Linked DNA regions of Homo sapiens: region 2 is linked to region 1. Evidence: chromatin contacts called from ENCODE Hi-C or POLR2A ChIA-PET data. All regions are on one chromosome and are shown on one strand. The core of a region is the stretch at or near the end of the contact, and the rest is flanking DNA. Distances in the headings are between cores, read along the strand shown. Region 1 overlaps CLEC16A (C-type lectin domain containing 16A). Region 2 overlaps CLEC16A (C-type lectin domain containing 16A).

Region 1 (6,089 bases), core at 160-2,659:
TGGTGTCCAACGAGATTAAGCCAGAAAGGGGACAACTACGTCACAAAGCTTGGCCTCCAGGCCAGGGTGCTGGGGCTTGGCCCTGTAACCTTAGGAAGTACTTGGAGCTGAGTTCCCACTGTGTCAACCAAGCAGGGCAGAGCTGAGCCTGGGGAAGGAGAACTTGCAGCTGTAGGGGAGGTGGGCCTATGCCACGTCCTCTGCCTCATGGGGCAGAGGCCAGAGGCTGGGAGACGAGGAGGAGGCTAGCCTCACAGGCTTGCTTGGGAGTCTTCAGATGTCTGATGGCAAGCCTTGTTAGTAAACACAAGCAAACCTATACATATGACATTTAAGCATACATCTCCCAAATATGTGTAAAAATTTATGTATTATAAATTATATATAATATGATCATGCTAGTATTATGGACAGTATAAAACAAAATAGATTTTAAAAGATGAGAAGCGTTAAAAGACCTACTGCCTAGGGAATCATCTTGCATGCCCACTGAGGTCCATACCCACTTTGGAGATGGCCAAGGTAGTTGGAGGACACTAGGTGCCTGAAGGAGGCTGGTGAAGGTGAAAATGGCAGAAGGGAAAGAGAATTATGTTTCCCCGACAGCAGTCTGCACCACGTTCGAACTCTTTTTTTTCTTTTTTTTTCTTTTTTTTTTTTGAAACAGAGTCTCACTCTGTCACCCAGGCTGGAGTGCAGTGGCCCAATCTTGGCTCACTGCAACCCCCACCCCCTGGGTTCAAGCGATTCTCATGCCTCAGCCTCCCCAGTAGTTGGGATTACAGGCGCCCGCCACCACACCCAGCTAATGTTTGTGATAGGTTTCACCATGTTGGCCAGGCTGATCTCAAACTCTTGACCTCAAGGGATCCTCTTGCCTCAGCCTCCCAAAATGCTAGGATTACAGGCATGAGCCTCCACGCCCAGCCCACATTCCAGCTCTTGGCCATATCTGTGTACTGTTTGCTCTGCTGTTTACTGGATAGCTTTCTTTGAATTGACTCACTTGTTTTTTTCCCAAAATTTAGCCTTATTCTAAGCACTAATATCCACAGAAGGCTTTCTGTGCAGCTAGAATTTTCTTCCAATGCACAATGAAATAAGTACAAAACTATGCAAACAAAGCATTTGTCCACACACCACTTAGAAAGCACTGTTGGCTCCCACCTGTGTGATGGGGCCCGCCCTGTGGGAGACTCTGATCTTTGACATCTGACTTCAGATCAGATGGGAGGGAAGGGGGATGGTGAGAGTGAACCTCACATAGGGCCGGGGCCCATGTGAATATCGGGGCGGGGGGGGGGGTGCTCCTCCATGCCAAGGGGTGCCTGCAGGTACAGTCATGCCTAACAGTCTGGGGAGAGTCTCTTGGGGCATGAGATATCTCCCCACGAGAACACTTTGTGACCACATTGATCACAGACTTTGTCGGGGAGTGGCCCACCCCGCCTCAGATCACAGCTACCATGAATCATTGCCACTCGGGCCCGCTGCCAAAACATCTCGTGTTGGGCTAGACCAGTCGCTCATTTATCACTTCAAGAGATACTTATTGTGTGCCTACTCTGTGCCAGACACTGGATTAGACAGTGGAGAACAAGACACATAAGACAGCTACAAAACCCCTGTTCTAGTGGAGGAAGGCAGACAGTAAAGAAGCAGAACAATAGAGAATGTAAGAGCCAAGTCACAATGAATGCTATTATTATTAAGTAAAATCAAGATAAGGGGGAGGAAGGACAAATCTCCTCTACAGAAGAATGCCAAATAATTTATGGAGATACGCGAAGACGTTTCAGAACCTAATGTCCCATTCTCTAAGTGTGGCCTGTGTTTACTGACTTTCTTCCACAGAGTATGGTATGGAAGGAGGAGGAAAAGTGACTTCACAGTGGCGAAAGCTGATGAACATTAGCTTGGCCAAGTATTGGAGATTAACATCAACAGTTATAAGTCATATTGATAGTATGTGCCCTGATAGGATGTGATGAGAAGGGTACTTCCCCTCTGTGGTCCTCCTCCTCAAAACCTGTAACCCCAGTCTAAATAGCAGAAAGACATTGCACAAACCCAGAGTGAGGGACTCTCAAGAATGCCTGACCAGTACTCCTCAAAATGTCCAGGTCATCACAAGCAAGGACAGTCTGAGAAACGTCACATCCAGAGGAACCTAAGAATGAGGACTCAATGTAAAAGGGATCCTGGAACAGAAAAAAGACATTGGGAAAAACTAATGAAATCTGCCCAAAGTGTAGAGTTTAGTTTAGTTAATAACAATTTTTAAAGAGGTATTAAAAAAAAAAAAAAAAAGGCAGGTGAAGGCCGGTGTGGTGGCTCACGCCTATAATCCCAGCACTTTGGGAGGCCAAGGTGGGAGGATCATTTGAGCTCAGAAGTTTGAGACCAGCCTGGGCAACATAGTGAGACCCCATCTCTACAAATACTAAAAAATTAGCCGGGTGTGCTGGCATGTACCTGTGTTCCTAGCTACTCGGGAGCCCAGGTGGTCAAGGCTACAGTGAGCCATGATCACACCACTGCACTCTAGGCTGGGTGTCAGAGCAAGACCCTGTCTCAAAAAAGAAAAAAAAAAAAAAAACAGGTGAAGAGGGCGTCCAGGAAGATGTCTCCGTGGAGGCGACATGTGAACTGAGCCTTGAATGATGCACCCCAGTCACACCTGGCTAGGAGAGACCTGGTGTGAGAGCCTTCCAGGCAGAGGAAATTACTGTGTAAAGATCCTTGGATAGAAACAAGCTTGGGCCAGGCGCGGTAGCTCACGCCTGTAATCCCAGCACTTTGGGAGGCCGAGACAGGCAGATCATGAGGTCAGGAGATGGAGACCATCCTGGCCAACACGGTGAAACCCTGTCTGTAATAAAAATACAAAAGATTAGCTGGGTGTGGTGGCGGGTGCCTGTAGTCCCAGCTACTCAGGAGGCTGAGGCAGGAGAATGGTGTGAACCTGGGAGGCGGAGCTTGCAGTGAGCCGAGATCATGCTACTGCACTCCAGCCTGGGCGACAGAGCGAGACTCCATCTCAAAAAAAAAAAAAAAAATGGAGACAAGCTTGGGATGTTCAAGAGATAGTGAGAAGCCCAGCACAGCTGGAGCAGCATGAGCCAGCCAGGCAGGGATGGCCAGGAGGTAAGGTCAGAGGTGGACTGGGGCCAGGCCGTGTGTTTGGATTTCATCTTGAGAGTGATGAGTAGGCACTGGGAGTTTTGAACAGAGGAGTGACATGAGCTAATTTCATTAAAATCACTTGGGTTTGTGTGGAGAATACATTAGGGTGGCAGAAGAGGTGGCAGACGTCCCTGCATGAGCCGGGGGGAGGGAGACCATGGCAGAGGCGGTGTCTGAGCCCAAGGTATGTGTTCACATCCCTCTGGAAACAGAAGTGCAGGTTCACATTTTGTCATCTCTTTTAACCCCCTGTATGTCTCCCGAAGGTGGGGAAAAAGATGTGAACTCTGAGTTCCAAAGGCTGACTGTTTGAAAGTCCACGCCCGCACAGCCAAGAACTCTGATGGGGACACCATAAAGCCCAACCCTCATCCATCTTTAATTCAAGATGTTTTCTTTGGTGGTTCATAACTTTTTCTGAAAAATAAAAATGCACACCATGCTTAAGCTGATTGCTACAGGTTACCCTTGTTTAATGGGGAGAAAAAATGAGGTTCCTAATCTCTCTCTGCCTTCTGGAAGTTGTAAGTAAAAAAGGAAAACAAAAGGCTTCAGTCACATCAGAGCTTTCTATTAAAAATGTAAGCAGCTTTAGGCCAGACATGGTGGCTGACGCCTGTAATCCCAACACTTTGGGAGGCCGAGGTGGGTGGATCACCTGAGGTCAGGAATTCGAGACCAGCCTGGCCAACATGGCGAAACTCTGTCTCTACGAAAAATACAAAAATTAGCTGGGTGTGGTGGCAAGCGCCTGTAATCCCAGCTACTCAGGAGGCTGAGACAGGACAATCACTTGAACCCTGGAGGCGGAGGTAGCAGTGAGCTGAGATTGCGCCACTGCCCTCCAGCCTGGGTGACAAGAGCGAGACTCTGTCTCAAAAAAAAAAAAAAAAAAAATGTAAGGAGCTTTAGAATGTTGTCAGTGAGGTTGATTATGTTTATCAACCACATGTCATATCTTCTCAGCTGCCTGAAATCCTTTGGGAAGGAAATGTGGTATCAATAAAGTAAAAAAGACGATTTTAAACTCTCGAAATAGAATAAATGATTGCAATTTGTGTTTTGTTGTCAAAGACAGGAACACGTTTCTTGGTGTTGCTGTGATGAATGGAAAGAGAGGCTCTGGCCTCTGTCTTATTTCCACCCCAGTGTGTCTCTGGTGTTCAGGTCGCTGCTGTCGGACATGTGCTTGATGTGTTTGGAGTCATTTATGCATATTTATTCTCCAACATGAGCATGTGTATAAATCTAGGGCTGAAAAGCTGTCTGGACTCATCCCAGTCTCCATTTTGGCTTCCAGAGATCGAGATGGTGATCATGGAGCGTAGCAAGCTCTCAGAGCTGGCCGCCAGCACCTCCGTGCAGGAGCAGAACACCACGGACGAGGAGAAAAGCGCCGCCGCCACCTGCTCTGAGAGCACGCAATGGAGCAGGTAGCTGCCCGAGAGGTCGATGCTGAGTGCTCTCTCAGGGAAGAGGAGAGGGCTCAGTGGGGAGGTTGAGCCCTAGGGCCAGAGCCTCTTCTGTCCCTCAGCCCGACCATGCTGCCTCCCTTTCTTTCCCTGCTTCTCCAGCTCTGGCCACCCAGAAGCATGGAGACGGAGCCATCACTCAACACTGTAATGCTCACTCCTTTGCAAAGAGATTCGCCAGGATAGCGCAACTCTCTCCCTGCCCTGCTCCTGGCACTTTGGAGCTTGGCTCTGTCTAAAGGACATGGGTTGCTTCACATTGGCTGCTCCTAGAAATGCTCTGCTGCTCCAAGGAAGGATCCCCTCAGTAGCTGGGCTTGGATCTCCCTGCCTGGTTCATTCCCTGCCCTGCACACACAAACACATACCCCATCTATAGGGCCTGCCCTCTTGACTTGGCCACATGAGTTGGTGCTGCCATCCACCTTTGACTTTTTGCCTGATTGTTCATTTCATCGATGGCCATCTGTAGCTACATCTTCTTAAACCTGGGTGACCCCACATTTCCTGGAACCTTGCCATAGCACCAGCCCCTCCACAATGGGATTGGAGGGAAGGCTACTCCCAGCGTATGCTGGTAGCTGGTAGCAGGGCTTCATTTCAGAGTTATTTCCTTACCTCGCAGCCCCACTGCACAGACCCCTGCAACAGCCTCCTGATTAGCACTACCTTCCTGTTCATAAATGCACCACACCAGGATTTCTCTGTCAGCCTGCGAGGCATTCACTTCCTCAGCCCCTAGGGAGGGGTGGTGGAAATACACACGGCCCCCCATCCTCTTTAGTAATCCAACTTCAAGTGAAGATGTGAAGTCCACTAATTTTTTTCCTCCACATCTTATTTGTCTCTTTGCTTGGCAAATGTTTCAATGACTTAACAGATGGGATTAATTTTTATCAGATGTGCAAGGGAGCCATTTTTAGTTTTTGCTAAATAAAAAAACAGTGGAGTACAAAGACCTTTTAGATTTTGCTTCACAGCAAAAAATGTAACTCCCAAAGCTCTGAAAAATAAGTAATTCTAAACACAGACGGTTGGGGACAACCTTGGCACAGCATTCTTTAGACTATAAATAATTAGAAGAGCCCCAAATAACCAGTAGTGGGATGTTGCTTAAGCAAAGGAAGAGGTATCTGCTTAATGGAGGATTAGGCCAGGCATGGTTGTTCACACCTGAAATCCTAGCGCTTTGGGAGGCCAAGGGGGGAGGATCACTTGAACCCAGGAGTTTGTGACTGGCCTAGTCACATAGTGAGACCCCATCTTTACGAAAATATTAAAAAATTAGCCGGGCATGGTGGCAGGTGCCTGTAGTCCCGGCTACTTGAGAGGCTGAGGTGGGAGATTGCTTGAGCCAGAGAGGTCAAGGCTGCAATGCACTATGATTGCACCACTGCACTCCAGCCTGGGCAACAGAATGAGACTCTCGCT
Region 2 (5,459 bases), core at 2,536-5,035, 40 kb after region 1:
GTGAACCACCACGCCCTGTCCACAGGGGAAGAAATTGATGCATGGAGAGGTCTGGTGATTTGCTCAAGGTCACCCAGCTAGTGAGTAGCTGAGCCACAAGTCAGCCCAGGCAATGTGGCCCCCAGAACCTAGACTCTTAGGCATTCTGATCCACTGCTTCCCACACTGCCTTCTTGAGATCTGCTGGCTCTGCTCAGGACACTGGGACAGCAAAAACACAGCCCCAGTCCTGAAGAAATCAGAGCCTTAGAGGTCAAAGTGGGAAGAGACAGTGGCAGGTCATGTGGCTCAGGCCATTATTCAAGCAGCATTAGGTCAGGTCACTAATCCCACCTGGAGCAGGAAGTGGGACAGGCATCAGATAGGGAGGCATAGGCCCAGAGACAGGTGGCACATTCTGGCACCAACACGGCAGTGATTGCAGCTGGAGCCCACAGGAGGATGTGATGAGGCTGGGGGTGCTGGCAGGAGCCAGATCACGGGAGCCTTGGAGCCCCTTGAGAACCTTGGCTGTCACCTCTTAACACAGTTTCATGACCTCATGCCCTGCTGGGCTGGGGCAGATGGTCCTGATCCACAGGCGAGAGATGGGAGAAATGCAGGGGCCAGTTTGTCAGGCATGTGGCAGAAGGGAGGTTGCTTCTTGTCTACTCTGAGCTGCTGTCTCCATCTGTCAAGTAAAATGTGCCTGCCTTTCCAGAGTTATCGTGAGGACTCGGCAGCAAGCCAATGGCAGGTCTCGATGATAGTCTTTTTGCCCCTCACATGTCACAGAGTTGCAGGTTCCCAGGGCTGTGCTGCCCACCTCCCTTGTCCTGGATAGGATGCACAACCCGAGTGGCTGGCTGAAGCACAGATAGAGAATATCTCAGCTTCTCTAGAGTCTCTTTGCCTGTCTGACAAGTTTCCAAAAGCAACTCTCAAGTCCTCCCAGGGTCCCTGGGTAGCAGAATGATATAAAAGAGGCCAGGCTACCTCAAAGCCAAGGCATCCACTTTAGAAAAGCTTCCTTTGTGACTTTAATAATTTCTTTCTGAAGGGTGGCTTTGGCCACTCATCTCACTACGGTTCCTGTTGCAAGGTAGCCATCTAGAATCATCCAGAAGCTTAGCTCTTCAAGCCCACTTCAGAAATCAGAACACACCAATGTGCTTTGAATCTGAGCTAAAGGAAGTTACATGGTTTAGCAAGCAATTGAGGGCTTATGTGGTTCGTTTCAAGTTTTTTGCTTGTATCCAAAGAACATTCCAAGCTACCCCTTTGGATTCAAAGGTTTTCTTTCTTTTTTTTTTTTTTTTTCCACCAAGTAGACTTTTTAAAGGAGGCTGATCCTTTTTAGAAACTCCATCCTTTATTTTCCTTAAGGACTTGTCAAAGAGGTTCAAACAATTCTCCTGGCAAATCATTCCTAAATATTCATAGATTCATCAAAGAGCTGCTAGATTCTTGCTATGTGCCAAATACTGTGTTAGCCTTGGGGGTGAAGAAATGAGTGAGCACACATCCCTGCCTTCTGGACCGCTCTTTTTACCTAGTGAGGTAAAGTTTATTAACAAGTAAGAGAATAGCAGGTTGGGTATCAACTCACAGTCAGAGCTCTGGAGGAAAGAAACAGCATGCCATAGCCAGGGGCTGAGGAGCGCTCCTCCTGCAGATAGAGTGATCGGAAGAGCTTCTCTGCAGAGTTGACATCTGAGCTGAAACCTGGAGCATGAGGAGGAGCCAGGAAGGTTAAAGTGATAAAGGAGGCACTTTCCAAACAGGGAACAGCACACATCCAGTCCCTGAGATGCCACCAAGTGTGGCATGTTCAAGGAGCATAGTTAAGTGAGGGAGGGGCAGGAGCGCAGCTACAGGAGAGGATGGTGGTAGCGCTTTGCAGGCCGTGGGGAGGCATCTCACGATAACGCCGTTTTCCCTCTTGCTTTTTTTTTTTTTTTTTTTTTTTTTTTTTTTGAGACGAGTCTCAGTCTGTCACCCATGCTGGAGTGCAGTGGCATGATCTCGGCTCACTGCAACCTGCTCCTCCTAGGTTCAAGTGATTCTCCTGCCTCAGCCTCTACAGTAGCATGAGCCACCACGTCCAGCTGATTTTTTAATTTTTTTTGTATTTTTAGTAGAGACTGGGTTTCCCCAGTCTGTTGGCCAGGCTGCTCCCAAACTCCTGAACTCAGGTGATCCACCTGCCTCGGCCTCCCATGGTGCTGGGATTACAGGCGTGAGCCACCATGCCCAGCCCTCTCTTGCATTTTAAAAACCACATCACTTATTCTTTCTTTCAACATAGTTGTTGAACATATTCTAGGTGTCAGGCTCTGAGTAAGATGCAAGACAAGAATGATGAGCAAATAATATAAAATAAGACCAAAACAGCAAGGGGTCCACTGAGCCATGCCAGCTGAGAAGGGAAATTCATGTTGAAATGAAGGTCACTGGAGCTGTTGGGGTCCAGTGAGAACATTGGAGCAGAACTTTGGGCTTAGGCTGGATCCATCCCACATGTAGGGGGACCTGAGAGAAGCAGTGAAGAAGGAAAACAGTGGTGTCAGTCAGACCAACCACGGGTCAAATCCCAACTCCAGCTGCATGAGCTTGAGCGAGCCACTCACCCTCCCGGAACCTCAGGTCCCTCGTGGGTCTTGCCTCTCAGCTGTTGCCCAGAGTAGACGAGTGTGGCTGTGAAGTGACAAGCCCAGGGCCTGGCAGACAGTAAGTGCTCAGGAAGCATTGTCTGAACAGAGATGGAGCAGTCTAGTATGTAAGGTGGGAAAGAAATAGGGTCTTTCATGATCTAAATCTACCAAAGCTTAATGCCAGAGAAAAGAGAGTTAGGAATAGGATTTTTTGGTGAATATCAAAATCCAAGTTTAAGCCACTAGCCATCTGTATATAGTCATCTTGGAAGCGGTTATGAAACACCCATATTTGCACGAGGTTTTATTTGTCCCCACATTGTTTCCCTGTTCCTTTGTAAAACCACAAGCAGTTTTTGTGTTTATCACTATTGGCCTTGAGGAAATAGAATATTTTGCTTTATTTTTTCGATGTGTATTATACATTAAAGAAAATACAATAACATCTCATGCAGTTTCAAAAGTAAAGGGAACAGTCTTTCCCATGATTTCATCACCCTAAACAAACAATACTTAGACATCTTTTGTGCTCCTCCTATCTTTGTCTGTAAAAAGAGTGTACTGTGGTCTTGCTTTCATCCCTTCTTTTTCTTTCTTTTCGTCGTAGCACAAGAAGTTTTTCATGTTGTCACAGTTTAAATAAGTCTCATTTCTTATGGCCTCATAAAGGTTCATCTGGCATTTTCTTGCAAGTAGACATTTTCGTTGCTTCCAGTATTACATTATTTTCAACTAAACTATAATGAGCAGCTTCATGAATACAGTGTTTTTCTTTCTTTTGAATTATTTCTTTAGGATAAGTTCCCAGAAGCGGAATTTCTGGTTCAAAGGGTATGAATGTGTTTTTTTCATGACCCTCTGCATATTGCCAAATTGCTTTCCCGATGGGTTGTGCCCACATTAAACTGCTTCGGCCCTCTTTTAAGAATGACTGACTTTCACAGCTACATGGCCTCAGTGGGCTTCTAACTTGAGTGACTGTCGCCTAAACTAGGCAGCTTGCACATGCAGCAAGGAAGCAGGAGGGTGAAAACCGAGCCTTTGTTCCAGGCCAGCTCGTGGGCTCAGCACATCACCGGTGCCATCCCGTTGTACCTGCACGGTGGGTGCCCCATTTCCAGAACACAAGCCTGGGCTTGGGCACGTCACGTGATTACCAAGCCCCAGCTTGAGCCACAGTGTGTCTGACTACAGAGCCACCCACCTTCCCCTGCTCATTGGACTGATTCCCCGGTGACATTGAGTTTGCCAGAATTTGCTTCCAGACTCATTGAAGCAAAGAAACTGGAGCAATCTCTTTATATTTGAGCTTGGTCAGCTGTCATCCTTTTCAAAATCTAACCTGTTCTTCCTGGGTCAGTCCTTCCTGATATTCTATGGAAGAATCTGAAAGAATAATAATTTATTTTTCCTTTTTAATAATACTTTTAAATTTGCGTCTTTATTTAGCAAAGAAAAGCGCTCAATAAAACCCTGGGTCCCAAGCCTTAAATCTTTTGGAGGTCAAGGAGTGTGGTTGGAAGAACACAGAGCTTGGAATCTAGTTATTCACTAACTGACCTTGGGCAGGCTGCCTGTCATTGCTCAGCTTTGGTTTCCCCATCTGTAAAATAGGAACCATGCAGAGTCATTAAAAGCTTAGATGAGACAACCCCGTACAGCTGGCATAGTATGCGGCAGGCCATGGGGAATCAAGAGAGTGCTTATTGTTTTGGGTGTGGTGGGGTGAATTTTATGGCTCTTATGCTCATATTTTAGCTTTCTTTTGTGAATTTACAGAGTTGTGGGGCTGCCCAATGTGCCTACCAGGCCCTTATAACCCCCCTACCCCCATGGGAGCCCAGGTTTTGCCTCGAGTGGAGCTCCCCGCCCTGTGGGAATCGGCCCGCCTCAGATTCATGGACATGGCTTCTCATGTGTCCTTCCTTCTCTTAGGAGTTGGGGCAGGAACCAGGAAAAACATTGAGAGATTTTATTATACAGTCATCCCTCGGTATCCATGGGGAATTGGTTCTAGGGCTCCCCCAAGGATACCAAAATCCACAGATGCTCAAGTCCCTTATATAAACGGCGTAGTGTTTGCATATAACCTATGCACATCCTCCTGTAGACTTTAAATCGTCTCTAGATTACTTATGATACTGAGTACAATGTAAATGCTATGTAAATAGTTTGTTATACTGTATTGATTAGGGAATAATAAGGAAAAAAGTCTGTACAAGTTGAGTACAGATGCAACCCTTTTTTTTTTTAATATTTTTGATCTACAGTTGGTTGAATCCACAGATATGGAACCCATGGATACAGAGAGCTGACTGTATGTGTATTATATTCTATTTTATATTTATGATGATGATTGTTATTATCCATGTGTTGTTTGCAAGGCAAAAGCAGATATTGGCCTATATTGGGAGCCAAATTCTGAACTTTTAAAGTATTTATTGAAAGGTTACAGTTTTTCAGAGTGGTGGGCTGCAGAAAGCCACACGTTTCTGTTTTCTTACCCACCTGCTCTGGTCCTGCATGAGTTATTTGCCTTCAAAACCCCAAGAGGAACAGGCGTTTGGGCACAGAAATGAGCGTCTCCTTGACTTGGACCTGGCTGTGATGGGCCGTTTCCTTTCTTTCTCATCCTCATGGTCATGACTCCTTATTTGAGAGCTCAAGCTGCCAAATATTTCAAGTGACCACCCACGTCTTGGGCTTTCTGTACTTGGACTGCCATGGATGTTTAAGTTTCCTGGTGCACTTGGTTAAGTGACACACATGTCATACATTCCTGAGTTCACACCCAGCTCAGCCACTTAGCAGGTGTGTGAGCTGAAA

Evidence for each region. A loop is a pair of places that touch in the nucleus more often than their neighbours do. ChIA-PET counts read pairs that join two places held with the same protein, here RNA polymerase II (POLR2A). Pooled maps may share reads with other maps.
Region 2: a loop to region 1 is called in a map of breast epithelium, with 15 times the contacts of the local background. The contact joins two enhancer-like sites. A Hi-C loop is called at or near these places in 4 of 168 maps with a recorded cell type or tissue (breast epithelium, endothelial cell of hepatic sinusoid, heart left ventricle and 1 more), 8 of 37 single-sample maps with no recorded cell type and 10 of 50 pooled maps. POLR2A ChIA-PET finds 5 or more read pairs at or near these places in 7 of 52 experiments (A673, AG04449, K562 and 3 more).

Annotation. Positions count from the first base shown.
Region 1 is chr16:11,015,707-11,021,795 of GRCh38, forward strand. It overlaps CLEC16A (C-type lectin domain containing 16A), which reads left to right. Exons shown (of 24, transcript NM_015226.3): 12 at 4,487-4,619. Among named protein-coding and RNA genes, the nearest start is that of CLEC16A, 74 kb to the left of the region's middle. RefSeq lists a silencer at 1,006-1,300. Within about 2 kb of position 1,410, at least 4 of the 41 ENCODE cell types and tissues checked have a DNase peak (open chromatin) inside an H3K27ac peak, as active enhancers do.
Region 2 is chr16:11,053,651-11,059,109 of GRCh38, forward strand. All of the region lies in intron 18 of CLEC16A (C-type lectin domain containing 16A), which reads left to right. Among named protein-coding and RNA genes, the nearest start is that of CLEC16A, 110 kb to the left of the region's middle. Within about 2 kb of position 3,786, at least 4 of the 41 ENCODE cell types and tissues checked have a DNase peak (open chromatin) inside an H3K27ac peak, as active enhancers do.